7 separate regions of the Mus musculus genome follow, and regions 1, 2, 3, 4, 6 and 7 are each linked to region 5. A link is a loop called in an ENCODE intact Hi-C map of the cell type or tissue named here. Cell type or tissue: left cerebral cortex. All regions are shown on one strand. Links, peaks and the distances in the headings refer to the core of each region. The heading gives the core; the rest is flanking DNA. Region 1 has its middle 46 kb from the start of Cth. Region 2 overlaps Srsf11 (serine and arginine-rich splicing factor 11). Region 3 overlaps Ankrd13c (ankyrin repeat domain 13c). Region 4 has its middle 54 kb from the start of Cth. Region 5 holds the start of Ptger3 (prostaglandin E receptor 3 (subtype EP3)). Region 6 has its middle 51 kb from the start of Rpe65. Region 7 overlaps Ptger3 (prostaglandin E receptor 3 (subtype EP3)).

The links. A loop is a pair of places that touch in the nucleus more often than their neighbours do. Peaks named below come from ENCODE experiments on the same cell type or tissue, not always from the same donor. Only the 100,000 strongest peaks of a DNase experiment are listed, where the experiment ranks them.
Region 1: it touches region 5 in a loop (9-fold over the local background); 13 of 42 quality-filtered maps call a loop at or near these places.
Region 2: it touches region 5 in a loop (4-fold over the local background); 2 of 42 quality-filtered maps call a loop at or near these places.
Region 3: it touches region 5 in a loop (4-fold over the local background); 4 of 42 quality-filtered maps call a loop at or near these places.
Region 4: a loop joins it to region 5, with 3 times the contacts of the local background. A loop is called at or near these places in 11 of 42 quality-filtered maps.
Region 6: it touches region 5 in a loop (13-fold over the local background); 3 of 42 quality-filtered maps call a loop at or near these places.
Region 7: it touches region 5 in a loop (5-fold over the local background); 2 of 42 quality-filtered maps call a loop at or near these places.

Annotation. Positions count from the first base shown.
Region 1 is chr3:157,876,274-157,880,970 of GRCm38, reverse strand. No RefSeq gene overlaps it. Among named protein-coding and RNA genes, the nearest start is that of Cth, 46 kb to the left of the region's middle. In left cerebral cortex, for the core only: a CTCF peak has its summit at 4,000 (motif pointing left); a DNase peak (open chromatin) is centred at 3,998.
Region 2 is chr3:158,022,235-158,026,931 of GRCm38, reverse strand. It overlaps Srsf11 (serine and arginine-rich splicing factor 11), which reads left to right. Exons shown (of 13, transcript NM_001379531.1): 3 at 74-207; 4 at 3,982-4,091. Among named protein-coding and RNA genes, the nearest start is that of Srsf11, 12 kb to the left of the region's middle. In left cerebral cortex, for the core only: no CTCF peak of the experiment used is centred there; no DNase peak of the experiment used is centred there.
Region 3 is chr3:158,003,345-158,008,041 of GRCm38, reverse strand. It overlaps Ankrd13c (ankyrin repeat domain 13c), which reads right to left. Exons shown (of 13, transcript NM_001013806.2): 12 at 4,233-4,333; 13 at 8-2,302. The coding sequence ends at 2,172. Among named protein-coding and RNA genes, the nearest start is that of Srsf11, 31 kb to the left of the region's middle. In left cerebral cortex, for the core only: no CTCF peak of the experiment used is centred there; a DNase peak (open chromatin) is centred at 2,700.
Region 4 is chr3:157,868,355-157,873,051 of GRCm38, reverse strand. No RefSeq gene overlaps it. Among named protein-coding and RNA genes, the nearest start is that of Cth, 54 kb to the left of the region's middle. In left cerebral cortex, for the core only: a CTCF peak has its summit at 2,141 (motif pointing right); a DNase peak (open chromatin) is centred at 4,065.
Region 5 is chr3:157,563,173-157,567,812 of GRCm38, reverse strand. It overlaps Ptger3 (prostaglandin E receptor 3 (subtype EP3)), which reads right to left and starts at 937. Exons shown (of 4, transcript NM_001359745.2): 1 at 1-937. The coding sequence starts at 795. In left cerebral cortex, for the core only: a CTCF peak has its summit at 2,445 (motif pointing left); DNase peaks (open chromatin) are centred at 319, 983 and 2,435; H3K4me3 peaks cover 1,198 bases.
Region 6 is chr3:159,545,861-159,550,557 of GRCm38, reverse strand. No RefSeq gene overlaps it. Among named protein-coding and RNA genes, the nearest start is that of Rpe65, 51 kb to the left of the region's middle. In left cerebral cortex, for the core only: a CTCF peak has its summit at 2,048 (motif pointing right); a DNase peak (open chromatin) is centred at 2,072.
Region 7 is chr3:157,634,471-157,638,470 of GRCm38, reverse strand. The region is part of intron 2 of Ptger3 (prostaglandin E receptor 3 (subtype EP3)); the gene reads right to left. Among named protein-coding and RNA genes, the nearest start is that of Ptger3, 70 kb to the right of the region's middle. In left cerebral cortex, for the core only: no CTCF peak of the experiment used is centred there; DNase peaks (open chromatin) are centred at 880, 1,350 and 1,897.

The DNA.
Region 1 (4,697 bases), core at 430-4,429, 310 kb before region 5:
TGGGAGGCAGAGTTGGAGTTTAACAAATCAAAGGTATGTGGGTTTTAACTTTTCTGCTGTGTAGCACCCCTTCCTATGAGTCTTCCCTTTGTTCAGCCTCACAGGCAACATGGGGAACATGAAGCTGCTGCACTCCCAACATGCCCGCCACAGGGTCTGACTGTGAGACCTGTAGCTGTTGGTGCTTTTCTACTGTGGATATGGTATGTCCCCTGCCTCAGGAGATCCCACAGCAACTCTACAGAAATTAAAAACTTATTACCCAATTTTACAAAGGGATAACTACTCAAGTTTGCACCCAAACAAACCTCTAGAGCATCGAAGTCCACTCCAGGCTATGGTCAACCTTCTACAAATCAACTTTCCCCACCTTATGGAAAGGTGCTTGCATCTGTGAGGTTAGAAATTCCACTCCTGATTTATCCAGCTCACGCCTGCTTCCTACATTTTCCAATACCTGTGGTTACAGGAAGGGAGTCAGTCAGTTCCACTGATGGCCTGAATAGATGACCATTTAGGCTGGGCGGCACATAAAAACATAATGGACAAGTGATTGCTGGTAACTGCAACCCATTAAACCACCCAAAATGGTTTGGAATATGTCTTATTCTGTTTCCTGTTCCTCTAACTCAGTATCTTAGTTTGGGTACTTTACGAAGCATAGAGGCTTCCTTAGGCCACGGTTTTGAAGGCTGGGATGTTCAAGAGCATGTAGCTGATTGATATCAGGTAAAGTCCTTTTCCTTCATCAGAACATGGCAGATAGTACATGATAGAGCTTTGCAAACATGCTAACCTTTCTTTTTATAAATTTGGTAATGTAGTCATCCAAATTCAAGTACCTCTGGATACCATTATGCATAAGTTTGGGGATTAAGATTTCAACATACCATCTCTAGAAGTATAACTACACAACCTAGATAACACAGTTCCGGGCCCATTTCAGGTTAATAATAAATAAACCAACACAGCTGTTTATATTTTTATCACTTTAAAATTAGCTATTTATTTTTTCTTGTGTGTGAGTTGTTTTCCTGCATGTATGTCTGTGCACCACGGTTATGCTTGATGATGTGGACGTCAGACAAGGATGTCTGATACCCTGGGACAGCAGCTCTAGAAGGCTGTGAGCCACAGCTGGGTGCTGAGAGTTGAACCCAGATCCTTTGCAAAAGCAGCAGTTGCTTCTAACCATTGAACCATCCTTCCAGTCCCTCTAGTGCCCAATTTTTCTGCCCTTCATAGTCTCACTTAACCACATGGTGTTTTCGTCTCTACAACCTCTGTTAAAAGGCTTATTCTAGTTAAGATAAAATAGAATGATCTGCAACAACTTAAAAACCCAGAGCCTGCTCAGCGTTATTCCCAATTAAGTGAGCATTGATATATGCTAACAATACAGAAACATTTGAGGCTCTATATTTTTCTAAATTGTCATTGGCCGCTTATTTCGCATATGCAAAAGCCATGTTCGTGACCCAAATATGAGACATGAAGAAATTGGAAGGCCTCTAAGGACATGGTGGTGGTGGGGCGCTCAAGGCAATGGAAGAATTTCTTGAGCCCAGAATTTGTGGTATTTTCTTTTTTCTTGGACTCTAAGGTGGCAGTCAGAATTGATCTTTTATTCCCATGGGGGAAATGATTTCATGAGAGCCCATTAATTGAGCAGTCAAGAAGAGCAGAATCAGGGGCTGGAGAGATAGCTCAGCTGGTGAAGGCAAAGAGACTCACGACTGAAAGCCTAAAGAATGGTGGAACTTGGTTTGAGAAATGCCTTCGAAGGTAGAAGAATTTCTAATGTATCTAACAGCCTGAGTTAGAACCCTAGGATGCACACAGTAAAAGGAACAAGTTATTCTCTGACCTCCATGTGTATGCCTATTCACACAAAAGAAATGAATAAATGAATATAGCAAAAAAGAGCTGTGAAATCCCAAATTTTAAATGGAAGAAAACCTTTATTATTATTATTATTATTATTATTATTATTATTATTATTATTTTACCTTTGGGTATTTTGCCTGTATATATGTGTTCCGTGTGTGCTCAGTGTCTGCAGACACACAGAAGAGGGTGTCAGGCCCCTGGGACTGGAGTTGCCTATGGTTTTGTTCTACCATGTAGGTGTTTTGGAAGCAAACATGGGTTCATTGGAAAAAAAAATACTTGATGGTTGATTGAGGTGGTCTACTTGACCACATGTAGAACCAACTAAAACCCAAGCAGCTGGGCTTGCCTGTGAGGGATTCTCTTGACTGGATCCTCTGAGATTGGAAAAGCCATCTCAAATCTGGGCCAACCCTTTTGATGGCAGTCCAAAAAGGAAGTGGAAGAAAGAAGGACTTTGCTTTTTGCCTGCTTGCAAGTTCATCTACCCTGTTGCTGAGTCATTCCTTCAATAGTTTTAGAACCTACTTCTTCAGGAATCCAAAGCAGTAGAACTTCAGGCCAGATCAGGACTACTGAGACATCCAGTTTTGTGGATAGAACAGTACTGGATTCTTGGCCTTTCTGTTGGTAGACAGCCACTGTGGGACTAGCTGGACCACAGCCTGTAAGCCTCTCTAATATGTTTTCACTCTATCAGTTCTGTTCTCCTAGAGAACCCTGACTGATATAAAAATTTTGCTTTCCTTTTACTTAAAATAAGGAAAACAAAACAAGTTCTTTGTCCAGAAGGTGGTCATTGGTCATCTGCTGCTGTGTTCTGGGCAGTCCATTGTGTCTAATAGAAGCATTTACTGTAGAAACTCAGTGTGGGAATTGTTATGTCTCAGGCCTCAGAAATATCCTGAAATGAGTTCAACCTGGACTATAGGAGGATTTCTGGTGGTTAGATAAAACCCAGAGTTCACTCAGGAACTTGTGAAACTGGTTCCATGTGCCCAAAGGAGTCATTTCCTTTACCTCTGGTAGAAGGGACCTTTGGCTTGACTGACACTTACCCTTGGTAAGTGGCTGCTTACTTCCAGGCTCCCTTGAGCAAAGTCTCCATTGCCTCCCTTCAGCTGTTCATCCTCTTTATAATCTGCTAGTTAGTCCCTGTTATTCTCAGTCTTTCTGCCTCTTATTTTTGCATTCTCTCTGCTCTATTCTCTATCTTTTACTAACTTTCTTTCTCCAGTATTCTTTTTACCCCTCTGCTTCCATAGCCCAGGCTATGTTCAGTCTACTTCTTTCTCTCTCTATTCTTTTCCAGATGCCTTTGGTCTCTCTCTGTATCTCTCATATTTACAATAAAAACTTTAATAGTGGATCATTCATCTGGTGCCTATACCCTCTCATACAAGGCGTAGTCCCTCTCATAACTTACAGGAAGTTACATGGTAAGAGCAAGGACAGAACATGGAGGAGTTAAGGATAGAACGAGTTTTGCTGAGGCTTTGACAGAGTGGTGAAGCTGGACCTGGCTCTCAAAGGGTGAGGAAAGATTAGATACACAAGACACTTTGAAGACAAATCTTTTGAAAATCTTCTCCAATAAGAAAAGGTTATCTGGTGATCAAGGAAATACTGATTTGGATAATCCGTGAAACCAGCACTTCTACAAGATGACAAAACTTGCACAGTTGTTACTTCTCTGATCTCGAGGTATTTGTTTTCAGGATCCATGGCTAAGTGTGATCCATTCTATTGAGTTTTCCTGCAAGGAATCTCATGTCCTCTGAGCTGTAGAGTTAGCTACTGGAACCCTAAACACAAAATATTGTGCTGGATCCAGTTGTCAGACTTCCCTCAGGACAAAGTAAAGATAAATGCAACTTCTGTCAGGGTGGAGAACAACGTTAACTCTTTTCCAGGAAAAAGAGAAAAAGAAAAGAAAAGAAGAGAAGAGAAAAGAAAAGAAGAGAAGAGAAAAGAAAAGAAGAGAAAAGAAAAACAAGTTGAGCTAGTTCTCAAAACACAAGAACATCACTCTTGGGTTCACAGGAAGCCAAACTCCAACCTTAGACACAAAGGAGAGTCTCTTAATCAGCAGAAAGCGACACCTAGTGGTCCTTAAAGGAAGAGTCGACAGCCAGAAGCACTGGGCTGTTTTTTAAGCGCTGTGCCCCACTTGTTTAGGGTTGGCATTGTTAAATTACTCAAATGGGGAGAACCATGGAAAAGTACTTGTCATTTCACTCTGTGCTGTTAGGTTCTTCCAGAAAGCACAAACGGAGATATGTTTAGGTGGCTTCAGACCATGGGAGTTTATGGAAAGGAAGGAACATGAAACCAAAATAGTCATCCAACAGCCGGAACTTAAAGGGACAGTGAGACAGCGCTACCCGGTCATCACAGCAGACAACGGTCAGCACAGTAGCAGCTGCAGATATACCCTCTTGGCACCAGACCCAGATCTTCCCTAAGTAAAGCTTGCCAGGGGCAGCCCTATCACAGAGTCCATTAGCATCACCCCAAGGGATTGAAACTCGCTTGGAACGAAGGCCAACCTTTGCATCTGGGCCAAGTGCCCAGGTGAAGCTGAGGCTGTGAGTTGAGGAAATTGTGTTCTGAGAACCTCAATGACTTTCCACGTCCCACAAGCACAGGCTGTTTCTGAGAGTCAGTGAGATTCAACCCTGAAAGGAAAGACAGAGCGGAGTGAAGGTGAAGACAGAGCTAAGCAGCAGACAGACCGGAAGCAATACATCTCATTCATTCAATCATTCATTCACCCATCCATCCATCCATCCATCCATCCATCCATC
Region 2 (4,697 bases), core at 308-4,307, 460 kb before region 5:
ATTGTCCTTTTGGTGATGTGTATGTGTTTTAGCCAGTGCTGTTTTTCTCTAATGATATTTCTTTATCTTTTAGTGACTCACCTTTGCCAGTCTCCTCTCGTGTCTGCTTTGTTAAGTTCCATGATCCAGACTCAGCAGTTGTGGCACAGCATCTGACAAACACTGTGTTCGTTGACAGAGCTTTGATAGTCGTACCATATGCTGAAGGTTTGTGCTTTGTTTCACTACCTATGTGGGCACCCCTGCCTGGCCATTGGCCACAGTGTAGATGTAGAGTAAGCATCACTAGCCTGTCAGATTCCAAGTATTACTTTGAAACCCTTGTTATACTGCACTCCATAATTATGACTTGGAGGTTTTTTTCTTACTCTAAAACTGAGAAATAAAGTCTGTTTTATAAGGTAATTAACTTTTTGCTATCTTTAAAATATTTTTAAGCTTTTTAAACTGAATTCCAAACTCTGAGATCTATTAATGTTAAGTATTAAGAAGTCCCAAAGGTAAACATTCATATCATCCTCACAGGAACCTTCAAATTAATGCATGATGCTTATGTTCTAAAGTCAGTAGCTAAGTCAGCTTTATTTCCTTTATTCTCTCACTCACTCCAACCTTAAAATAGAATAAAAACAAAAACCACGTGCTGAATTCCAGTATACCAAGGGTTGCAATAATTTTAGTTTTGTAAAAGTTTAAGATTTCCTATAGTTTAGGTGCCAGATGGACACTGGGTGTTTGTTTTTAATGGCAGATTTTCTTGTTCTTGTTATATTTTCTAGAATATCTCAAAATAATAAACTCTTCTCTCTGTTGTGTGTGTGACTTTTGTAGTGGAGAAGGCACATGCAAAACCCTCCCAGATGGCTGGACACAGTGGGTGCTCTGCAGCTGCAGGCTCTAGACACTAACTAAACCAGCGAGCACTCGAGCCCCCAAGTGTTTCCTGCTGTCACCATTTGTTAACTGCATTTTCTCTCTTTTTACGTTTTAGGCTGTTACAGTAATTTGACAGGAAAAAAAAATGAGCAGGTTTTTGGATCTAAAAGCCACTGTGACAGGACAGCACTATTTTAATGCCATTTTGTAAAACTTTTCTAAGGCATACTTTACAGTTAGCTTGTTCCCAGTAAACTGCTGCTTGGTTTGCTTTTGGTAACTATAAATCTTTATTTGAGGAAATCATTGACATGATATACGTACTAAATTTTAACTTAATAATTGAATATACTGTCCATGATCTACATGCTTTCCCTTTCCTTTAATAAACTGGTTAGTGGAAGCTGTATCTTGTAATTGTTGCTTTTTAGATGCTTCTTAGATAATTGAAGACAAATGTGAAGATTTGCCACCATACTTTGTGAAAGTTGTGAAATGTCTAATAGAGAATTGCCTCTGGTTTTTCTAAAGAAATTATATTCGGAGATAAGTTAAGGCATGCTATTTTGGTAACAGTGTACTAAAGTGAGAGATGTGAGGCCAGTAACAATGTTTCTATGAAAGAAAAGTCAGAAAGAAGCTGATTTAGTGTATTTTGGATAAGCAATTCCTTTTATTTCAGTATGCCTCTTTAAGATAAGACTTAACCACCACCTTACACCAACAGAGAACTTACAGAACTCAATTCAGGATGAGTAAAGTAGACAGTAGGTCTTGAGACGGTCATGTCATGTGAGTAATGTGCAGAGTGCTTCAGTTAGCCATAATACAATGAGCTTGGGATGGAATATATAGTATATCATATATCTGGGTCTTTATAATTATTTTAAGCCATAGTAATTTTTGTAGATGTGATTTTGAAAGTGAGGTTTTGGGGAGTATATATAGAGCTTTAGAAATACTTAGTTCAGGAATCTGTTTTTGCTGCATTTAATTTGTGGTATGATGTGCTGTATTAATGTTCCCTCCACAAGTAAACTGATATATTCAATCCCTTTGTCACCAGTCACTTGGTTTTAGCCCTTAACACTTGGTGTTGGCTCTTGGTCAGTGTGTTAGAACAATAGACCAAAAAGTATACGGTAAGAATAGCCTCACTTGGTAAAACAGAGATAGCTAGCTGGATGTGGAAGGTGCTCTTAATAGTAATGGATTTGGGGGCATCTAGGTTCCTTGGTTAATGTTTGTTTCTTTTGTCTGTTTCTTTTTCTTTCATTTCTACACATTCATGCAGTATTTCATGGTTCTATCAAAGCAGCAGTAAAAAAAAAATACTCTTGACGCATGAAAATTAACTGGTGAGGGGCCTCATTGCTATTTTTAAATTGTAGTTTTGTTTTTAGTCCTTTTTTAATCAGAGGATCAGATGCATGAATTTTTTTTAATGGATGCAGATCTTCTCTCAGGTGTCTCACAATAAATTCAAGAGGATTTTAGTTTGCCAGAAATGTTGGAGATGCACTTAATTTGAGTAATATGTTATACTTAATATATCCTCTTGAGACATAATTTTGCATGCAAAATTATCCCTTTATCTTTGTAGGTTTGTTAATATTGATGCATTAATACCCTATATCCAAATGATCATCTCCCCTCCCCTCCATAACTCTCGGTATCTAAATTGATGACAGCTCTGACACAAGCAAGATAGCAGTGCTGTGTAGTATACATTTGTTTATATTATCGGCACTTCTCAGTGTAGGTGGAAGGAACCATTACCTTTATTTAACAGTGGTTTTTCTTTTTTGTTGTTGTGTTTTACAGTTCTTTTCCCTGGTTCAGCCTGAACTATATACCAGGCCCTGCTGAAAATACCACCCAACAGTTTTCTTCTGCAGCTTATCCAGTTTCTCTTAAGTGCCCTGTACATATTGTATGTTTTATGATGAGATGCAGTTTCTTAATATGTATTACAGAAATACTACTGGTATTTGCAAATATGTAGTTTAATTGTATTATTGAACTCTCATTTTGGGGGCTTGGGCACATTAACAGATTAATCCATCTGTATAGGGCTTTTGCTGTTGGATAGAATTTAAATTGTCTACATAAATAATTTGTCTTAGGACCTTTAGATTTTATCTGAATACACAGATTAGGCTTTAAAAGCAGGCATACATGTGGTTTTGGGCTTAAGGAGTTTTGAACAAGTTAGATGTTGAACTGACACTATATAGCAACATTTTTTTGATATGGTTAGCATGGCACATATTGGAACCTAAAGCATTTTACTGTACAGGTAAGGAATGTGCCATGTTTTACCTACTCTCACTCTCTCTCTCTCTCTCTCTCTTTCTCTCTCTTTTCCCCCTCCCTTCCTCTTCCCTCCTTCCTCTCTGCGTCCCCTTCTCTTTCTCTCTACCTCCCTCTCCCTCCCTCTCCCCTTTACTCCCCTTACACACATTTCCCCTGTGTATTCAGAGACCTTCAGAAACATTCATATTCATGTCATGAGTCAGCAAAAGCCCTACTCTTGATTCCAACAGAATATTTCCTTTACATACTTTCCTTCTTTTAATTTTTACAAAATTTGTATGGTAGGTGTAAAGAAAATCATAGTAACTGTACCATATTATTAACCCCTAAATCAAACTTTTTTTGTCTTGTGTATCTTGATTTTTCTGTGTGCTTTATAGTGAAGCAGCCGACACGAGTCGTTGTTCATAAAACAGCTTTTGAAAGTTGAGAGCACACCCCTGGAGAACCGACTGTGCTTGCTTACGTTTGGTTCATGACTTAAAAATCGAGTACAGGTGATGAAATCTTGGCAGTGTTAACAAAACAGTAGTGTGTATTGTGCTATTTTTTTTTACTCTAGAAACTTAACCATTGTAGAGAAAAAGGAAACAAATTTTCACACATTGAAGTTTCATTCTGACATAAAATTAATGATAAATAATCATAGAGATCAAACTTTATATTTTAGCGAACATAAGTACTTTCAACAAACTCAGGTGGTGTATCAGGGAGACATTTTCTGGGTGTTTTTGTGTGTTTTCTGTCTTCAAAGAGAGTGTGTTCTCATGCAAGGATGTTTCTCTGCAGGAGTTATTCCTGATGAGACTAAGGCTTTGTCTCTATTGGCACCAGCTAATGCAGTGGCAGGTCTTCTGCCTGGTGGTGGACTCCTGCCTACCCCCAACCCACTTACCCAGGTATGGCCCCATTGAATTTAGAAAGGGTATGTTTAGTGTTTGAGGTAGTATTTGACAATAGACGACTTCAGCACATGAATGGAAAGTCAGACTGCCTCTGTAAGACTTTGCATGTTTGTGTTGATTTAATTGTGGTTTAACTAAAACTTCTGTCAAGAAGACAGGATCTTGGCAGTGTAAATCAGGAAAAAAAAAGGGGGGATGATTAGGGAATAAGAGTTACCATACATCTAATGAGTGACTAGCAGTCCTGTGAGGAACAGTGCTGCACAACAGGAACACAAACATTTTGACCAGAGGACTTATTTAGTATTGAGATTTGTACTTGATAATGCTAAAACTGGGAGAACAGGATATGGGGGCTTCCAAAAGAAGCCTCTACCTTAGTATCCAAACAGACAGTAGACAGCATGCATAAATGACAGCAGCCAGAAGAAAAGTACTTAGGGTCCTGTCATCATAGCACAGAGCTGGTTTTCATTGAGGATGCAATTAGTACTTAAGGCTATATTGAGAGGGCCATTTCTCTTTATAGATCATAGAGAATTAATGTTTTATAAGAAAATGAGAGGTTGACCATCATATGGACAGGTGTGAGGAACTACA
Region 3 (4,697 bases), core at 316-4,315, 440 kb before region 5:
CATCATGAAAAGTCTAATATTGTGAAAAGTTTATTTGCATTAATTAACTCCTTTTTTTTCCACCATCATAAGAGATACACTTGTTCTTTGTGATCAGAGAAAAAACATTTTGGAATGGACAATCTGATTCTACTACTCATTAAAGGTAAATTGAAGTCTCAAAACAATCCAGTGCAACCATTTTCAGTAGTACAATCCAGTGCAACAATTTTCAGTAGTCCTATCTCCAGTGTTACCCAGCAAAATATTCACATGTTTAAGAAATTCTAAATCCCAAGCTGCAAATTTATCATTTCTTCCTACATGTTCAAGCCAATGAGCCTAAAGCAACAGTGTCACTGCCTTTCAGAACCTTGGAATCATGATTGACAACAGAACTAAATAGCTAAGTCACTGGATCAGCCACTGCCTCCATTTCATCATGCTAGCTTTGGGCTTCTCAGTTCTTAAAACTAAATAGATCACTTACTGGAGTGGTGAGGGCTTTGATTTTTTTAACTCAATTATTTTTCTTAGAAAAAGTAAAATGTCAACATATGCCAGGTGGTATCACTATGTGAGATGCAACTGTAAAGAGATAAATATCGGGGACTGGAGAGATGGCTCAGTGGTTAAGAGCACTACCTGTTCTTCCAGAGGTCCTGAGTTCAATTCCCAGCAACCACATGGTGGCTCACAACCACCTGTAATGGAATCTGATGCCCTATTCTGGTGTGTCTGAAGACAGCTACAGTGTACCCACATTAAATAAATTTAAAAAAAAAAGAGAGAGAGAGAGAGAACTATCTTATGGCTAACACTTTGGATTTTTAAATAAGTCATCTTTCAATAAAAGTCTTGGTCAAAGTTTAAACTACTAGTCACACTGTAACAACCTGACAAATGTATCTTGACACATCTCATCAGGACACAAACATTTAGCTAAGTCTTTAATAAAACATGATACTATTGTGATTTGAACATTATTCTCCCTACTTTTCTTTCTTGGATCTTTAAACTATTTTTTAATAAATATGAAAAAAATTTAGGTGTAAAAGTGAGTAATGCATGATTTTAACACTTTGGAGACAAATCAATAATTATTTTCCTATGACTTAAAAAAAAAGAACTTTCAATCTTGTGTGTTTCTGGACGTTTAGCCTATAACAAATATATTGTTACATATAAAATGTTTTTACCTTATTTTGAAATCATTAATACATAATTGTCCAAAATACATATTTATTTTTTAAAATTGACACCAATGCATCCATATTCCATTAAAAATAATCTGACTTACATGCACTTACTAGGAAGCAAGTTTAAAAATTTGGAATTTGTTTAAAGTGCTGATACTTAGGAGAGGGCTAGCTGTAAGCATGTTACCGTACCTATCAACAGAACAAGGACCTTTAAACTCAAGTTTAGGAAAAAAAAAAAAAAAAATAGAAGCTCTATGAAAGGAAGATCAGTAACAAACAGTTTCCACTGAAAAAGGATTCAGGTGAAACAAAGAGCACCACGATGAGCTGCATGGAGGTGCTGGGGGGCACCGCATTCCCTGCAGGGAGCACTCCCTTGGAATGCATTGCAGCTATAAATGCAACTGTTATCAAGGTGCTGGGGGGGGGGGGGGGCACCACATTCCCTGCAGGGAGCGTTCCCTCGGAATGTATTGCAACAGGCTGTAAATGAAACTGATGGTTACCATTGCTCTGTTCACCTCAGAAAACTGCATTCCTTCTAGTTGGTTAAACATTCAAATTACAGAACTATACATAATGATGAAAACAAAGCTTAAAGGAACATTTATACATGCCACCCTGAATAGAGGTGACGCATTTCAAAGGGTTTCATATCTCTTAAGACACAGAATTTACGTTAATGGTCCAGGAGTGTTTTAGATATAGCTATAGATATATTTATTTGATATATATTTCAACAAGAAGTGTAAAAATCTTTAAAAACAAATCACAGCACTCACAGCTGCTTTACATAGGAAGGTCTCAGGGTCACTGGGTGTCAAACTATTACAGACAGGAAGTGACTTTAAAAAGATGAATGAATGGCACATCAGGAAGCTGTGGATGTTTTATTAGAGGTCAGTTTTTCATCACATCACTGATGTGTTGACACTCTGCTTAGAAAAGCTCTGCCTTTGCCACCTGGAGCCTCATGCTCTTCTGGATCAGTTAAAGGTCAGGAAAACGACTTGGGTCTTCCTTGTAGTCTTCAGGGATAGCAAAGATGGATCCATCAAATTCATCACATCGGAACTCCTGAAAAGTCACAGTGGCTGTGATTGTGGGAAACACGGGTATATCTGGAGAACAAACAATGAGATGTAACAAACAGTGAGATGTAGTCAGATGTCCATCTTTGATAGCCCACTGGAGTCAGCCACCTTCTATCACACAAGTATTTCTACAACAACCCAATATGCACCTGCCCCAGCCTGTGCAGTGGGCTCCAAGGCTCTGGGACTGGACCTGTGCAGCTGCTCCCTGAATGCTCTGAACAGGTGCAACCCCCACGATTTTTTAAAATCTTGACACCTTTGCTTCAAGAAACACCTCATCACTTGATAAAATCATATTGCTTCAGCATAGCAGGTGTATAAAAGAGTTTCTGGCTCAAACTGAATCTGGAGATGGAAAGTACATTCACCAGTCTGCTCTGATCATTTGATTCTTAGTTCCTGGAAACAGTACAGCCCACACAGAAGCTGGTCTGATTCCTAACCCACTTTACTCAGGAGCCTCAGATTTCATCTGTGAAGAGCCTCCATAGTGGGTCTATGGAAGCCAAGCCAAGAGCCTACCACAGGGAGAAAGTAAAGTTGCTGTTGTAAACCTAGTTTGTTTGCAGAAATAGCCTCATGCTAGAAAACCAGGGAAAGGATGCTCCCAGCTTCCACTGATGCTCACTGTTGGAGAAACACAGTCTCCCAGCAGTTAGCAAACTCGGTGCTATCGACCAAACAGTTTTTATACGGCTTGTAAGAATTTTCTTGACCCAAATCTGTAAATTTCCTTTAACTGTGTTCATTTCTTTAAAAAGAAATTCTTTATGCTCACTTCTTTAAGAAGCTTTACAGCTCACATTTAAGACTGGCCTTTAACTTCTTTGTAAACTAAGGTAAGGGAATGTTCACTTCCTAGGTTTTTGGAGGGTTTTTGGTTTTTTTTTTTTTTTAGGGGGGAGGGGGTGTGATTGCAAGCCAACCTCCACCACCAGACAGGGCTTCTTCTTTGTGTAGCCTTGGCTGTCCTGGAACTTACCCTATGGACCAGGCTGGCCTTGAACTCAGTGATGCATCTGCCTCTGCCAGGAAAAGTGCTGGGATGACTCTCACCATGTGGTTAAAAAACAAACTCTTTTCTGCACTAAAGTGTTTGTGCCTTTGTCAAACCAAAAGTTAAAAGACCTTCTGGTCCCTCTGCTCATGTGCATCACGCACCACATGTGTGTGGTACTGGAGACATGGAGTTAGGATCAACCCACAAGGAAAGTAATTGCTAATACATTATGATTCTTTGTCATAATAGTTCAGCTGTTATGATCCAAGTCTGCCCTCTCAGGATCTCTGCAAGTACATCAACCCAAGAATCATTACCTAGTCCTAGCCCTGAGAAAGAACACCAGAAAGATGAATCCAGAAACTGTAACGCCACTTTTCAGCATATAGAAAGCTGCTGAAACTCAAGGTTCCAGATGAGAAGTCAGCAAAGTTATCACCCTGGTGACAGTGCTGATCTGACTCTAGCTCCACAGTGCATTCTTGCTGAAGACATTCTACATCAGCTGTTAGGGAGAACCCTAGTAAAGTATGCAGAATTAAACTTCATGACTTCCCATGTGAATACTGAATGATCTGGAATTTGGATGGGAACTAGTATGCCAACTCTCCCTCTACACAGCTTCCTTAAACTTCCACTGGTGCTGTGCAGTCTACACAATTCAAGTCTTGATCCTTTTGCTTCGTTATCTCTGTGTCTTTTAGTGCTTGAAATGATCACACACACTCTCCTGCAGGAATTGCTCCTGTGTCCTTTATATATTTTATTTAAATCATAGCAATCAAACTTGCATCTGGTACTGTTATTTCTCAGGCATTTCATACATATAACAAAACAGAAGCACCAAAATACTTTAAAAAAAAAAAAAAGCTTACTAAAAGTGAAGTCATTTGTATATTTGTTGCCCTTTAAAATATACACCATATTAAATTCCATCTGACTTTTTTGTCTTACCTAATTTTACAGGAAAGCCTGGAGGAAGCTTCATTTGAACGAATTCTCTAAGCTTGTTAAAGTGCTTGAAGGGTGCTATTACTTCTAGAACATTCAACAATCTGAAAAATAAAAGAAGAGAATGTTTCCATGGTTCATGTCTGTAATGATTTCTTGAACTACGTGGCTCAAACCTCACAGACTAACTTCCCAAGCACTGAGGAGGAAAGGTTCCAGTTGTGCACTACAGGGTGCCGCTCTCAGCTCCCTGAAAACACTTGCTTACTAAAGCCCGCAGGCTACTCAGTCATTTTGGGAGGCAGGGCTGAAGTGAACTTCTATTTTCATGCCTAAGCTTCATTGTTTTCATGATGAAAAATTAATCTTAGTACTTATGATGCTGGCTCACATAAATTTCAGGTCATACAGAATCCTCTGTAGATTCCAGGATCCTTCTGTGTCCTAATATTGCAGTCACATGACAAG
Region 4 (4,697 bases), core at 358-4,357, 300 kb before region 5:
TGCTCAGGCCAAGTTTAGAGCAGGATACAAGGCTGCAAAAGAATAAGCTGGGGTATGACTTATGAGGCGGCTGTAATTCAATTTCCAAGTAATATAGATAATATTCCATATCTAAGCACTAATCAGCAGATGCAGATGACCAAGCATATCTTACAGATAGTTAGTGGTGATGGCTTTACTGAGAAAGCTGGGTAAAACTGTAGGATTCTTGGAAAATGAATAGGATTTACATAGTTATCACAGCTGAATGTACACAGTAATTATTGTACAAGTGACAGTTTTGAACATTTAGAATGGTATCTGCTTTAGTGATGAGAAAACTGAGTGCTAAGTGGCTTTTCTGTTGCCTTGATAAAACACCCTGACAAAACAATTGAGAGAACAAGGTTTTAACATGCCTTACATTTCCAGAGCCAAAGAGTCCACCACTGCTAGTGGGGAAGACATGGCAGTAGGAGCAGGAATGGGGCTGACCACATTGAAAATGCACTCAGGAAGCAGGGGCTGATGTGTCCTGTTAACCTTGCTTATATGTAAATAGCTTGCAGCTGGGCTCCTGCAGGTGGGAACACACTTAGGTTTTAGTTCTGGTGGTGACAAACCACCATAGCAGTGCTGGCAAGGTATAGTGTGGTACCTGGGGAGGAGACAAGGTGTAGGTAGCTGCTGTCCTGAGATCGACTCACAAGTAGAGGGAAGAGAGAGGAGGGAGTTGTTCTGCTGACTGTTCTTATGAATGCATGGATTTCATCATGAGGCTCTGCCTTCAGGACCTATGTACCTCTCAAAGGCTGCCATTTTCAAATACCTCTACACTGGGCTTCCAACAGGTGAAATTTGGGGGAAACAAATACTCGGTTTGTTTGTTTTGTTTTTGTTTTTCAAGACAGGGTTTCTCTGTGTGGCCCTGGCTGTCCTGGAACTCACTTTGTAGACCAGGCTGGCCTCGAACTCAGAAATCTGCCTGCCTCTGCCTCCCAAGTGCTGGGATTAAAGGTGTGCACCACCACCGCCCGGCTAAGAACAGACTAATTTAAGGTAGAAACATGGTCTAAGACATGCAGACTGTTTAAATACCCCAGTTATTATGTTGTAGTAACAATAAACTCACTTTGATTGACATGGCGGCAGACAATAAAGAAAACTCAGAAATATCATCTCTATCATTCATTTATTTAAGCAATGTTTGTTGAATTTTTTTGTCTATCAGGAATCTTCCTAACCATTTTAAAGCATCTTCACTGATGTCCAGAAACCTGGATTTTTCTATCTTTTTAAATGAAAAAAAAATAGAGAAAATTAGAATTCATGATTAGCTATTCAATTAACAATTCTATATTATTAGCTGTTATTGGTAGATATATTGTCATTGATTTCTCCGTGTATCCCTGACGGTCCTGGAACTCTCTCTGTAGGCCAGGCTGGCCTCAAACTTAAAGATCAGAAATTTTATAATTAACCTTCTGCATGGTTTTCAAATGAATATTACTCAATTCCAAGGCTGTATAATAAACATCATTAACAATGTTATGGTTTTCTCATTATGCATCAATTTTTTCACAGTGAAGAGTTTCCTCTGCTTCTAGAATTATAAGACAATTGATATAGACTTAGTTTTGCTCTGTGACTTAACAGAAACACAGCAGCCAACTGGTATGAAAAACGTGCCACAGGGAATAGACATGGTGGCATTAACTTATAATTAACATTCTCACATTAAAAATTGTGGGTTCTTTTGTTTGTCTGTCTGATCAGTAAAAATCTTATTTATGGGACAATGAGGACCCTTTCCAATGAATAAGCAGATGGATGTGGTAAATTGAAGCTTTCTTTCTTTCTTTCTTTCTTTCTTTCTTTCTTTCTTTCTTTCTTTCTCTCTCTCTCTCTCTCTCTCTCTCTCTCTTTCTTTCTTTCTTTCTTTCTTTCTTTCTTTCTTTCTTTCTTTTTTAGAGATTTATTTATCTATTTTATGTATATGAGTACATTGTAGCTGTGCAGATGGTTGTGAGCCACCATGTGGTTGCTGGGAATTGAATTTAGGACCTCTGCTTGCTCCAGCCCTGTTTGCTCTGGACCAAAGACTTTTTTGTTATTATAAATAAGTACACTGTAGCTGTCTTCAGATGCACCAGAAGAGGGCATCAGATATCATAACAGAAGGTTGTGAGCCACCATGTAGTTGCTGGGATTTGAACTCATGACCTTCAGAAGAGCAGTCAGTGCTCTTAACTGTTGAGCCATCTCTCTAGCCCCAAATTGAAGCTTTGTAATGAGAGAATTTGTCTGCTGCTCTGCTGTCCTCTAAAACGCATTTCAGTGTAGTGCTTTTATTCTGCACTATGTCTTTTTCTTTAAAAAAAGTAGATTTCACTTACTTGTCATCATCACCATCATCATCATCACATCATGTGTGTATACACTTCTGTGTGCCTGTACACATGTGCATGTAGGCTGCAGGAGGGTGGAGGTCAGAGAACACTTGTGGGTTTTCTCCTTCTATTATGTGAGTTCCAGGAGTGAAGCTCAGGTCATTAAGCTTGGTGGCAAGCCGACTTACCATCTCTGCCATCTTGCTGGCCTTTTGTTTGATTCTCTCTAAAAGTAAACTAGAGCTCTCTGTGGATCTCACTCAGCGGTCAGTCTGGAAGCTTCAGAGAATGAGGAGCACAGGGTGGGTTGATCAACATTGACACAGACAATCTCTGGCTCTAAACTGCTGCATTTTCTTCCTTCTTTCTGTTAGGCCATAATACAAACTTTTACCCATCTCCACTTAAATTTTTTCCTTTACGGCATTTTTTCTATGTTCATATTTTATTTAATTTGAAAAAAAATATAAAGAGGATTAAGGTCGTGGGACTTTGCTGCTCTGACAAAGTAACAGGATCCACTCACGCTTTCAATGTTTATTTCTTTAACAAAATTTTACAATCTGATTTTTCTCATTGTTTGAAAACCATAATTTGTTCATGATATGTGGGACTTGTTTCTATAATGAATGAGACATTTTGCCACTTAAGGCAGACAAGATAAAGATGGTTTCTTTTTTTTTTCTCAAAAATTTTCCTTCTGAAAAAAATAGTATCTACACATGAAGTCATATTTATTCTTCACACAGTATTAAACTGCTAACATAAGTGAAGAATTTAAATTTCCATGATACCAATCCACCAGGTAAGTAAGGTATGCCCCACCGCTGCAGTAGTGGATGACCCCTCTGGGGTAACTGATGGCTGATGAGATTTGAGACTATCTCAAAAATGAATAATTTCATGATGTCCCAGATACAATGTTCTGTGAGAACATTGACAGGACTGGGAAAAACAGAGGCTTTATAAACATTCTTGCCAGTATAAAGACAGTGTCTGGGGGCTGGTGAGCTGGATCAGTGGTTAAGAATGCCAACTGCTCTTCCAAAGGTCCCGAGTTCAAATCCCAGCAACCACATGGTGGCTTACAACCATCCATAACAAAATCTGATGCTCTCTTCTGGAGTGTCTGAAGATATACTACAGTGTACTTACATATAATAAATAAATAAATGTAAAAAAAAAAAAGACTGTGTCTGTCACTCCCAGATCTGGATCCTTATTTCCAACTTCATGTCTTAGATCTCCAGGTCCTCCCATCTCATCCTCACATGAGTCATCTTTCCAACTGTGGCCAGTCTCTTATTGAAGCAGAGATAATGAGTCTTGCTATTAGACTCCCTGTTGCTTTTTTACAAAAAGAGTATGAATCAGATTCTAAGAGCAAAATATGCCCTTATTTCTCCCTAGAGTCCAAAGAAGGAAAATTTTTACAAATTCAATTTCATTTCCCTTAAAGACTGGTGTCAGTGGTTTATTCCAATTTTTTATAAAGTATTTAGAAACAAAAATAAGGTATAGTTATAGAGAACGGAGGAAGATACTTTTTCTAGAGCCTCTCCAAGGAGAAATGGGCAACTGTTCAACTGTTGAGTCAATTTTAAAGCACTCTGAGACCTCCATAACAGCTTGATGATAAGTGCCAAGTCGCTCACAGGGAACCCGTGTTAACTCTTGTGAGATGAATGGAGGATGAAAGTGGGTTTTAAAGCTTGTCATGTCGAGGAGAGTGCCGTCTGCTTCATCCTTAAATGCCAGCCGGAGGAAGTTCTGTGTGCTAAGTGAAATGTCACTGCTGGTCTCTGAAGTGTGGCACGCACCTTAGGGAACATAAAGTAACGGCATGTTCACTATTCATTTAAACCGCTGTCCTAAAAACAATCATGCTGCAGTGATGGTGTGGATGATGGGCCTTGGCGGGGCCATGAAGGGGGAGAGCAGGAATATATGTGTTAATACGTAAGAGCCTCTCAGTACCCAATAGTTGAAATCAAGCCAGTATGCGATAAGCAGTGTCCATGGACTGTCTTGTTCACTCATCAACTGAGTTTATACGTGGACTATTTCAATTGCAGGCTATGGCTTTGTCAGTCTTCTCTCTTCCCTTGAGGGTTCCAGTGAAGGTGTCAGAAACATGAGTATCAGGAATCGTAAGTTACTGAAGAAACACACGTTTAAACATTAGGGGATTTTGAGGAATAACAGGAAGAGAGGCAGAAATTATGGGTAGAGGTCAGAACACAGAGAACATTTTGAACAAAGGGCATAGCACTGAGGTCCCAGGATCAAAGATATTGTAAAGCACCAACACACGCGACTTCCTTAAAT
Region 5 (4,640 bases), core at 1-4,000:
CATGATCCCCATGAGCTGGATGGCCGTCTCCGTGGTGATTCTGCCCCACTGGGCGCTGGACTGCGAGACGGCGGCTTTGGCCCGACAGCGGGACACCAGGGCTTTGATGGTCGCCAGGTTGCAGGCAAAGGTCACCACCAGAGCCAGCAAGCCCAAGCAGGCGAAGGCGGAGGCAAAGGCCACGCTGCCCGGCTCGCGCGCAGGGTCTGTCTCGTTGCCCGCCGGCCCGGTGCTGATGAAGCACCACGTGCCCGGCCACTGCACGCTGTAGCGGCCCACGCCCAGCACCGGCAGCAGCGCGAAGGCGAGCACAGACAGCCACACGCCCAGCAGTACCGCGCGCGTGGCGCGAGTCTTCATGTGGCTGGCATACCAGTGCGGCGCACGGATGGCCAGGGCGCGCTCCACGGCCATGGCGCTGGCCACCAGGAGCGAGGATAGCCCGAACACTGTCATGGTTAGCCCGAAGAAGGTGCACAGACGCCCCGATGGGTCGAGCTGCTCCCAGCGTCGCTGTGACAGGTACACGAGGATGACCACCGGGCTGGTCAGGAGCTGCCCCACTAAGTCGGTGAGCGCCAGCCAGCCAATGCACAGCAGGAAAGACTTCTTGCGCTTGCTCTCGCGGCGCCGGTAGCTGCGCGACACGAGCAGCATGGCCAGCGCGTTGCCCACGAAGCCAGTGACCATCATGGTGATGGGAAAGGCCACGGACACGGAGCCGCAGTCGTCGGTAGTACTTGACAGGTTGCTGTGCGCTTCAGCAGAGTGCTCCGGCGCCCACATGCTAGCCATAGTGGCGGGGCCACGGTAGGGCGCACGGGGCCGGAGCCTCCCGGCTCAGCTGCGGGATAGCAGCAGAGTGCACTGGGGGACAGCCGGAGCCCAGGCTCTGCTCTCCATCGCCCGCCGCCTCCCGCGCTAGGCTGCGGGGACTGGACAGGCGCCGCCCGACGCCGCGCGAGGCTCCTCCCGCGCCTTGGAGCTCGAGGGGCGGTGCTGCGAGTAGGCAGGCGAAGGGCGGTGTGGGCTGGGATCACCTGGCGCCGCGCCCCCTAGGTCTGCCTCTCCAGCTCTGGGACTCTGTAAAGTGCTCATCAGCCTTTGGGTTACGTGACACTGGAGAAAAGACGAAATCTGACATGTTAGTAGCTGCGTGAATCGCAATGCTGATTTCTCCTCATGTTTGACTGTCATTGAATTTGTTTTATTTAATATATATATATAAATATATATATGTATATGTATCAATATCATATGTATATACATATGATACTCACATCTGGGAAAGAATAGGGATGAGTTTGTGTTTTAAGTCTTCCTGAAACTATTGCCTTATTTTACTTTGGACTAATTCCAAACTCATATTGGTAAAATACTTTTCTAGGATAATGTCAGTTTAAAAATCCAAAACCAAGTAAGCACACAGGTGAAAGTACATAGCAAATTCACATTTTCACTGAGTGACATTTCAGTATAATGATACATTTAAATTTTAAGAGTATTCTGGAATTCATACATCAAAGAAAATATGCCACCCTTTAGTTAGATCAAAAATTTTATATTTATTAATAACTAACTTGTTTACATTATCATCCCCCTATTTCCCACCCCGCTGTGTGTGTGTGTGTGTGTGTGTGAGAGAGAGAGAGAGAGAGAGAGAGAGAGAGAGAGAGAGAGAGAGAGAGAGAGAGAGAGAGAGAGTCCTTTCGTATTTACATTGAGGTCAGACTTCAACATGGAGTGTCTTCCACTGTGACTCCCGGCCTGGTATGGCCTCACACACCCAAGCCCAACAGCCAGGCTACTTTTACTCAGGTGTTGGGAATCCCAATTCAGGTCTTCCTTTGAGTGGTTAGCATTCTATTCATTAGGTCACTTCCCCCTGCCTAATGCTTACTGAGAAGGTCGACCATAAGAACATGTATTGGCAAAGATAGTTAATCAATCTCTCTCTCTCTCTCCCTCTCTCTCTCTCTCCCTCTCTCTCTCTCTTATTGGATATTTTCATTTACATTTCATGTTATCCCCTTTCCCGCCCCTCCCTGTAACACCCTATCACATCTCTCCCCCTGCTTCTAAGAGGGTGTTCCTCCACCCACCCACCCACTCCCACCTCCCCACCTTTGATTCCCCTACACTGGGGCATCTATCCAACCTTCATAGGACCAAGGACCTCTCCTTCCACTTGATACCATGACAAGACCATCCTCTGCTACATATGCAGCTGGAGCCATGTGTATTCCTTTGTTGACAGCTCTTAACAAAGTTTCAGAAACCCTTCTCTTCTTGAAGCATTTTTTTTTTCCCAGCCAGAGTTACCTACATTTTAGCTGTTCACCCTGCAAATAAGTAACTTTTAGATTCTCCTGGTTGTTTTCCTGTTGGTTCTTTTGCTAGCTGCCAAGAGTTGACTTAGTTCATTTGAAACGACACTCCCCTCTAGTGGCTAAACTGCTAACATGCACTATCTTGTATTAAAGAGAATTTCTTTAAAACATTTTTTTTTTTAATTCTTTAATCCCCCTCCTGGTCTGCCTTCTAACTGTTCCACATCCCATACCTCCTCCTCCCCCCAAAACCCCGGCTCCAAGAGGATGTTCCCCACCCCCCACCCCTCAAGACCTTCCCCACTCCTTGAAACCTGAAGTCTCTTGAGGGTTAGGTGCATCTTCTCTGACTGAACCCAGACCCATCAGTCCTCTGCTGTATGTGTGTTGGGGGCCTCATACCAGCTGGTGTATGCTGCCTGGTTGGTGGCTCAGTGTCTGAGCGATCTCCGGAGTCCAGGTTAGTTGAGACTACTGCTCTTCCTATTGGGTTGCCCTCCTGCTCAGCTTCTCCCAGCTTTTCCCTAATTCAACCACAGGGGTCACCAGCCTCTGTCCATTGGTTAGGTGTAAATATCTGCATCTGAGTCTTTCAGCTGCTGCTTGTTGGGCCTTTCGGAGGGCAGTCATGATAGGTTCCTGTTTGTAAACACTCCATAATATCAGTAATAGTGTCAGGCCTTGAGGCCTCCCCTTGAGCTGGATGCCAATTTGGGCCAGTCACTGGACCTTCTTTATCTTAGGCTCTCCTCCATTTTTGACTCTGCAGGTTTTTTTTTCAGACAGGAACAATTTTGGGTCAGAGTTTTTGACTGTAGGATGGCAACCCCATCCCTTCACTTGATGTCCTGTCTTTCTGCTGGAGGTGGACTCTATAAGCTCCCTCTCCCCACTGTAGGGCATTTCATCTAAGGCCCCTACCTTTGAGTCCTGAGAGTCTCTCATGTCCCAGGTTTCTAATACATTCTAGAGGGTCCCCCCACCTACTACCGCCATAGGTTGACTGTTTCTATTCTTTCTGCTGGCCCTCGGGGCTTCAGTCCAGTGTCACCCCCACCCCACCCCAATACCTGATCATGTTCTCCTCTTTCCCTCCATGTACTTTGAGACTGGGTCTCTCATCTCCTGGAGCTCACAAATTGGGATAGAATGACTAGTCCGTGATCCTCAGGGATAAGGATCCTTGTCCCCCTTGCCCCCATTGCTGGGATTACAAATCTTATCACTAGACTGATCATTTCCACAGGCTTGAGGGAATGAGCTCAGCCCTGTACTTGAATCTCTGATTAACCAATAAACCAGTGGAGGCTGAAATAAAAGGAGCGTATTTTCATTTTTCAAAAACATTAAAGCTTATATTCACCTATCGTCACATTTAAATTCTGCTTTAGAGATTAAATTAATCTCTAGAGATTAATATTAAAATATTAATATTTTAATTTCAATATGCAAATGATTCATCTCATTTGTATCATTTTTTTTAGATTCAACCACATTTTAATATTCAGCTAATGTGTATGAACTTACCACATTAAACGTCCCTAGGGACTTGGCCTCAGAACCAGATCCACTGTTGCCATGTAAGAACAGTGGTTCTTTCTCATCCTTCGTCTTCAGTCATTCAGTGAGTACTCACTGGGCACCTGGTCTGTTACACACTGTCTTAGTTTTAGGGATGCCAACCAACACATTGAAGCCTCTACACCTATCAGGTTTATATTTCAACATCAATCTCTTGATTTTTCAGAAGCCCCACCGAGGGAAGTAGAGGGATCCCAGGAGTCTTGTATTTGTGGGCTGATTTACTCTGAAGGTGGCATCCTATAACTTAGTGGAAATTATACATTGTAGTGACTCTGGGTTGCATTTTTTTCCTGTGGTCACTTGACTGACCCACTGGACAATTCCTGAATTACAAGCCCGTTGCTATTTCTGAGTCTTCACTCTCTCATGCCTGCTTTATTCTGTGTTCACTGCAGATGGACCTTCTCTGTGCTTCAGTAATTTGCTGGTAAATCAGTAATGGGACCACACTCTCTGGTAATGGTGCGTCTTTCAATTTCCTGATGCATCCTGAATTGCCCATAGTGGGTAGGCATTCCTTTAGAAGCATCTAAGCTGTAGACATATTCAACAATTATATGATTTCTAGCTTCTCAGTACTTGTTTCTTTTCTGAGAGGCCTCTTCACTTTGGGCAGAGTTCAGCTGTGAGATGTGGATCAGAATGGGTTCTTTTGCATCTCTACAGTAGGCCCAGTTGTGTGACTCCTCTCCAAGCCTGATTGCAGTCACTAGCACCTTTTATGTG
Region 6 (4,697 bases), core at 448-4,447, 2.0 Mb before region 5:
GGGGTGAGGCAGGGGGGGACATCACCTCCACAACTGCATCACTTCACAGCAGACAAATGGTGGGGTCAGTTCAGTCACACTCATGCCCTCTAGTATGGCTCACTGGAGCACCTGCTGCCAGGGCTAGGTCCACTGTGCTGTCCTGACCAGGTGCAGGGTCATTATCTCTACAGTGTCACAACCAGTAAGAGGCATTCTGCACAGCCCCTGGACATATGTGGTCCTATGCAGCTTCCAAGACCATAGTCTCTAGTGGTAATATGAACCACTGACATTGACACCAGCCCCTGCAGCTGCCTGGCCATTGGTACAGACATGCCCAGCAGCAGCAGCATGGGGTGGGATGTCACCATGGTCTCAGATGGCAGGACTGGCTACGCACAATAGGCTATTCCTTTCCACCCTCCTGTCTCCAGTTCCAGCTCTTTTCATAATGATAAGACTGTTCCATTTCTCTTTCTCTCTCATCTGTCCATCACATATTTGTCCATTGTAGTGGCTCCTGCTGCAGGTGAGGCACTTGGCTGGCAGGCTTCTGGGTGATCTCCTTTTCCTTCTTATATGGCATGGTGGCAAGCAGGCTTCTAGTTGTTTATAGCATGCCTGCTGCAGACCCTTTTGGTCCCTGTCTGCATAGAATGGGTCTTTGGTTGCAGGTGGACAAGGAGTCGGTGAATGAATGACAGACAGAATCAACACAAGAGATTGTGTAGAATGTGAATGTAATTTTTCAAATTGAGCATCAAACTTTTTGCACAGAAGAAAATAGGGAAGTTAGGTGACACATCGCAATGCACAAATGAGGTTACCGGATGCTTAATGACTCTTACACAAAACAGAGGAATGTAAACACAAAGACTGGCAGGAAATGGGCAATAAAACAACTGAGACAAAGTCAGCTCTATCTAAGGTCAGCTATAGTCTTAGAAGCCAGGTGTGAGGACTTTACACTCCTAGGGCAAAGGCTTTCACACCCAAGTCATGGTTCTAATTAGGGAGTTCCACTCTAGCTAACCATCTCATGAATAATGCAATACTCTAAAAACACAGCATGATCTACTTCCTAAACCATTGTAAATTCCTGTGTATGGGAGTGACTTGGTTTTTATTCTGAGTGATAGTGTGTGTGGGGGGACATTTCTACTAATAAGTAATGTAGTATGCCATACATAACTATAGTAAGAATTCTAAACTTACTTTGCTAAGCTTGCCCTGAAATTTCAAACTCTATGTAGTAGATAGTAAAGCCTGATTTCTTTCACTATCTCTCTTACAATACTAGAGGCAATTCTGAATGTCACTGAATAGGCAACATTCTTACTGAATTCCAAGCCCAGGGTTGCCTCAAGGACTACCTAGGGCATTGGTGAAGGCTAGGAAGCAAAGTTCGATTTTGCTTAGGTATTTGGCAAGTCATTGCTTGGAGTCACCTATAACAAAACAATACTGAAAGGAAGCACACAGATCCATTCACAAGGACAAAATTGGAGCATACATGCTATGGAATGCCACAGTTCCAGGAGACTAAGTTTCCGTGAAAGTCTTTGTCTCAGGACTGCATCCAGGCTTTTGGCCTGTCATGAGTGTCACTACTGGAGTGGATGTAGCACCTGCCCATGTGGCATGGTAGCTGTTGAGTCTCTGAACATCTTCCCCCTCCTGTGCTGCAGAGCATGGCAGCAGGCAGGTCTCTGTGTTTCCTCTGCCTACCCACAGCATGTGTCATGGCTGCAGATGGGCTTCTATGTGTCTATTGCCCACCCTTGCCATGTAGGAGAGGGTGGGTTTCTCCTGCTTGATTCTTATATGCATACTATTTCACAACTATTCTACAACCTGTGTATTATGGTTAACATTTTGATTATACATATAGACATCAGAGCTGATACTAGTTTAGTGGCTAAAAACTACCTAACAAGTAAATATACTTGTAAATTTACTCTTGCTAAATTTTTATTAAGTTTACTTTTTGTTTTATTCTATAAAGCGATAAGTATTGAGCAGTCAAATCGTGTATGAAATGCTTATCAAAAGCCTGTAGATGGCAGTGCTGCCCTTTGCTTCTCACTTAACTGAAGGCTTTCTATAAAATTGCAAAGATAATTAGGAATTATACAACACTGGTTTCAAAACATAAACCTTAGCTGACCCTTGAGTGATTTACAAACTGAATAGTTCCTTGAAGTTTATGGTTGAATTTAACTTTCGATTTATTGAAGTGCATATAATGTTCATCAGCATAATAACAGGTAGATTATATAACTCCTACCCAGAGCACCAGGTCCTCTGCTGGAACTTGAGGTTCTACCCATGCAGTTATCAATGTAGGGGTCAGCAGGATGGCTAACAGCTGAAGATGGATGAAAATCTTTTGGATTCTGATGTTATAAATCAGTTAATAAACACATATGAATCAAAAAGTCTGATATTGTACATAATGATCAAAACAGATTATTTATCTCTGTTCTTAGTGCAATGATGCACTTGTAAGAGATATAAATTTTTATTTTTAAATTATCTATAATAAATTGTATCTACTTTTTAATGAGAAATAAGAAGACATTAAAATATTAAAACTACTGCTATTATTCCTTCTTTCTCTGTCTTTTGGAGAGTAAGACAGACCTCTTTTAATTTGTTTTAATGCTATGGGTCCCCAGTGCTGAATCATTCTCCTTCAGGGGTCTGCTTCCCCCAGGAGTGCTCTGCATTTAGCAGCTGGATTGTACAGTGATGCAGGGGAAATATTATCCTGTGATTTTGGAGAATTCTGAAAAATCACCCAGCACTAGAACTTAAAACTTGATATAACTTCATCTGAAGCTTTGTCATAGCTGCATTGCTTTTTAAAATTTTGTTCTATAACTTTTTTTTTATATACATATTTTGCTTCCATGTAAGCCTTCTACACACACTGTTTGGTTCAGTAGTACTAAGATCATTACTTTCTTAAAAACAATTTTTATTAGATATTTATTTCATTTACATTTCAAATGCTATCCTGAAAGTCCCCTATATCCCCCCCCCTGCTCCCTAACCCACCCACTCCCACTTCCTGGCCCTAGCATTTCCCTGTACTGGGGGCATATAATCTTTGCAAGACCAAGGGCCTCTCCTCCCAATGATGGCCAACTAGGCCATAAGATCATTACTTAAGACAATGAGCCCAAGGAGTGGCCAGAGGAAGTTAGCAGCAGTTCTCAGGTAAGTAGTCAGTCTAAAACAGTATTTCTCAGTTATCTCTTGGATTATATGAAGCTTTTATTTATTTAATTCACATGCATCAATTGTGCATGTTTATGTCATAGTATTACAATTAATTTAATCAGTATGTAATAATCAAATCAGTGTACCTTTTAAGTACTCCACTCAATACTATCTCTAGTCTCCTCTCCTCTCCTCATTGGCATGTTCCAGCCCCCAAGCCTGGCAGAGAATTCCTGCCAATCAGAGGACACACAGACCAGAAGATGAGAGGAAGCAGAAACCAAGAAACAAAACACCTATCCAACAAAGTCTAAATCAGAAATTGGTGCCTAAATCCATAATCACCTAGAACTCAGATGCCCAGAGACCAGCTTAAGAACACAATCAACATCAGCCAAGGCAATATGTCTCCACAAAAGCCCAGCTATCCTACTACAGCAAATGCTGAATATTCCAATACAGCTGAAGCACACACACACACACACACACACACACACACACACACACACACAAATTACCTTAAAATTAATGTTATAAAGATAGAGGTCTTAAAGAAGAAATAAATAAATTCCTTAAAGAAAGCCCACCCCCATCAAAAGAAAGTTTAAGGAAAGGAATAAAACTGTTCAAGGCCTGAAAATGGAAATAGAAGGGGAAAAAAAGCACAAACTTAGGGAATTCTAGAAATGAAAAATCTAATAAAGCTTACAGGATCTACAGAAGCAAGCTTCACCAACAAAATATGAGAAATGAAAGAGAATGTTAGGCACTGAAGATATTATATAATAAATAAATAAATTAGTCAAAGAAAGTATTAAATCTAAAAAGTTTTAACACAAAATACCCAGGAAATTTGGGACACCATAAAAAGACCAAAACCTAAGAATAATAGGAATAGGAGAAGAACCCCAGCTCAAAGGTCCAGAAAATATTGTCAACAAAGTCATAGAAGAGAAATTTCCTAGCCTAAAAAAGGAGATGCCTAAAAAAGTTCAAGAGGCATACAGAACAACAAATAAATTATACCAGAAAAGAAAATTCCCTTACCACATAATAAAATAATAAACATACAGAATAAAGAAAGAAAGAATATTAAAAGCTTCCAGAGGAAAAGAGCAAGTAACATATAAAGGCAGACCTATTAGACTTGCACATGACTTCTCTGTGGAGACTCTAAAGGCCAGGAGACCTTTAGATGTCCTGCTAACTCTAAGAGACCACAGATGCCAGTCCACACTATTATACCCAGCAAAACTCTCAATCACCATAAAGAAACAATATTTCATATCGTATAACAATATATTCATATCGTATAAACACTCAAATTTATACACTATCTATAAGCCCAGCCTGGCAGAAGATACTAAAAGGAAAACTCAAATCCAAGGAGATTCACTATACATATGAAAACAGAGGAAATAAATTATCCAACACTAGCCAAACGAAAAGAAGGGAAACATGCATGCGCGCGCGCGCACACACACACACAC
Region 7 (4,000 bases), core at 1-4,000, 71 kb before region 5:
TAAACATCTTACCAATACTAATTTGCTAAATTATCACCATCTTCCTGTGACATGGAAGGAAACTGAGGGACAGAAAAGTAGTCCAGGGTCACATACAAAATGTGACAGATCTTAGCTCAAAACACACAAGTATAATGATCATTACCAACTTACAGCTAGTATATCTTGCATACATTGCTTCCTCTCATGCCCATTGCTGAATTTCACTCAACATTAATAAAAATCATTCTGTTAGTAACTTTCAGTATTTGTTGCCACTACTGGTACTGCTGTTGTTAAGGGAAGCATATCTGTACAATAGATTAATCTCTAAAGTATATAAACTTGGCCTTTCCGTTCTGTATAAAAAGAACAAGACCTTATTATCTGGAATGAACACATTGTTCTGATGAGGGATAAAGTAAATTTTTTTCATGATACTAAAAGAGAAATTAGTCATTTGGTCAGTTAACAATTAATAACTAAACATATACGATAGAGATGAAATTGAAGGGATATTTTGGGATGTTTAAATGGAAATCCAAACCCCTCATAGCCAGTGGCTTTTCATAATCCAAACAATGATATGTAGACTGTACTGCCTGATTTCTCCTTTAAAGAATTTTAATATGGTAGAAAGTCAATTGGAATAACAGGAAACAGTAGAAAGGGGATCTAATTGCAGGAAAAGACAGTATGAAGAAGTCTGACCTTACCTAGTGTAGAAACTCACAGCTCATCTGAGGGTGGGTCAGCTCTTAGGCAGAGGGCCAACCACTCACAACAAGGTGATAATCTTGTGAATACACAAAACTGCCCTTTTTAAAGCTAGAAGGAGCCTTGGGGATCATGGAATCTAACTAAATTTACACATGGTGATGTGAAGCCAAGTCGTTTTTATGGTAACAAAGCTGGATTTTGGTAAAGTTTTGTCTGGAATCCAGTTTCCTTGTTTTTGTCCCACATGAGACCCAAGAATAGATCAGCAGATTTCATCTACTTATAAACAGCCAAGAGCATAAGCTATTCAAAAAAAAAGGAAGAAAGGAGAAAGGAAGGAGGGCGAGGGAAGGAGATGGGTGGGGAGAGAAGGGGAGGGGAGAGGAGGGGAGGGTAGAGAGGAGAGAGGAGGGGAGGGAGGAAGGGGAGTGGAGTGGAGAAGGACTGGAGGGAGAAAGAATAAGAACTACTGACCAAAATGAAAGCTCACAAGGGACTTGGCCAGTGCTGCTTGTCATGAACCCCAGATGTTCATGTGTGTTTGTTGATGTCCTCTGAGAGTGTCTAGCCTCTATCCTAGAACAGCCTAATTACTCCAGGGTATTTTAATGAGTGATCTTGTGTTTTCACACAGTGTCTGTAAGTAGAGATTAGCTCCACTCATAGACAAATGCTTATCCTGATGTTTCCATGAAGTAAGTAACTTGCTCAAATCTAGATCATGAGCCACATCTGGGTCCCCATGTGTTTGAGTTGATAAATTATTCTAGAGTGAGGCTAGAACAGTGAGCCACCTCAGCCAAGGGACAGGCTCTCAGTAGTTTTGTTGACTCAGTATAGTCCTTTTGGTCCACCCTTCATCAGGCCCCCTTCCAGCTCCTCAGAGCTTCCTGGCTCCTTCCTCTAGTTCTTGCAATCCAAATCACTCTGTGAATGAGGAAGAGGGCCTCCATGGCCCTGGCTGCTGTAAGCCTGAGGCAGCTGCAGGTGGATTAGCATCTGTCCTTTATGTCTTGGGGCTCAGAGCCTCTTCTCACCATGCAGGTTTGGGGACTGTGGCACTTTGGCTTGAACTTGGACGTTTTCAGTGGGTTTCTATGCTTTCCCAGAATACTGACATGTATTCTAAGCAGAATAAATCTTCATCACACTGCCCTCCTTACGTTAACATAGGCTCCCAATGCCTTGGCAGCTTAGAGAAAGAGACATATAAAAATGACTGAGGAGATGTTGGGTTTCCTGGGATATAGAAAGAATGTTTGAGGAGAGCTGTAGAGGAAAGGCTTCGTTCTTAAAGGTACAGTAGCAGGTCTGAGCCAACACTGCCTGCCACAGCATTTCTCTCTGTGCTAAGATTGAGTAGTGCCTGGAGAACACAATGTCCCCTCTTCTCCTGTGTGCCCAAGACTTTCATGCACATTGAGGGTCACTGTAGTCGTTGCATGTCAAAAGCCTGAGAAGGAAGAATGTGCAGGGTGAAATCAATTTCCCAGTAGGAGGATCCTCCTGGAAGATAGCAGGAAAAGGCTGAGAAACGGAGCCCTCACCTCTCAATCTCTGTGGTTACACCTGGACCATCTCACTACAGATCCCAAAGAACCTGAGAGCTGAGCATGGCCCTCATCTCCGGCAGATCTTCACTTCTCTCACTATGAAGTGAAAAACTTGGTGTTTTCCTTTAAAACCCCGACATCATCACAGAAAGTAAAGGGGGTGCTTGTGAGTACAAGGTGTGAGGTGATGCATGGGGGGCTGTCCAGAGGCAGGGCTTCAGATAATTCAGTGCTTCTCTATGAAGGAGTTAACAGTGCTTCCCACAGAGTTTGATAAAAAGTCTTTAGGCGCTATGGTTCCACACAGCCAGTCATCTCTGTACTGCTGTGGGCTTTCATTTCCTCTTTACATGGTTATTTTCCAGGAGGATTTGCACGCTTTATTTGAACATTGCATCAGTTAAAATCCATATTGTGAAATACTATAAGAAAAAAAGTAACAATAAAAATCCATATTCCAAGTGGTTAGCCTTGAAGTTATAGTCATACACGTGACTCTAAACAGACTGGGTAGGTTATGCTTACATATTCAGCTGCATATATTCACACCTATATATTCAATAATAACAGTTAAAGAAAAAGGCCAGAATTTCAAGAGAGAACAAGGAGGGGAACATAGGAAGGATTAGAGGGAAGAAAGGGGAAATTATATTTTAATTAAAAATTAATAACAAAAATTTAAGACACTATCTAAAGCAAACCTCTATAATAATCTAAATTTTACAATAATTTTTGAATGAACCAATGTTAAAACATTACCTTAAATTTTAAAACATCAACAGGCAAAATATAAGGAAAAAACAAATCCATATCCCAACCATCAAGTTGAAATGATTCTTATTGTCAGTACCCCGGAGCTCTTGACTCTAGCTGCATATGTATCAAAAGATGGCCTAGTCGGCCATCACTGGAAAGAGAGGCCCATTGGACACGCAAACTTTATATGCCCCAGTACAGGGGAACGCCAGGGCCAAAAAGGGGGAGTGGGTGGGTAGGGGAGTGGGGGTGGGTGGGTATGGGGGACTTTTGGTATAGCATTGGAAATGTAAATGAGCTAAATACCTAATAAAAAATGGAAAAAAAATATTTATGTATGTATGTGTGTGTGCACCTAAGCATATGTCTGTGCATCATATATATATATATATGTGCACCTAACTATATATTTGTGCATCATGTCTGTGTATATGTGTGTGTATGTGTGCACGTAAGTATATGTCTGTGCATCATATGTGTGCATGTGTGCATGTGTGTGTACACCTAAGTATATATTTGTGCATCATGTGTCTGCCCATGAAGGCCAGAAAGCATCATATCTTCTGGAACTAGATTTATAGGTGTGAAATGCCATATGGGTCCCAAGAACAGAAGCTGTGTCCTCTGCAAGAGCAGTGCTCTTAGCTGCTTAGCATCTCTTCAGCATTAATTCTAAAAGAAGGAAAGAAAGAAAAAAGAAACACACATACATACAAACCCACATACACACACAAACACACACATGCATATACACACATGTACACATACACATACAAACACATCACGCACATACAAACACACACACACACACACACACTGCTAGAGAATCTCCTTCCTTAACCACAGCACTTTTCAGTTCCTCCTTTATCATCCCTGCACAGTCATGTGGACACAGGTTCCTTCAGAACATGGTTTTCGTGCCTCTAGTCTTTGTTTCAGTGCCCACATCTGGTCCCTGTGTAAGAAAGCCAGCGAGCAGTGTTTTCTCTATG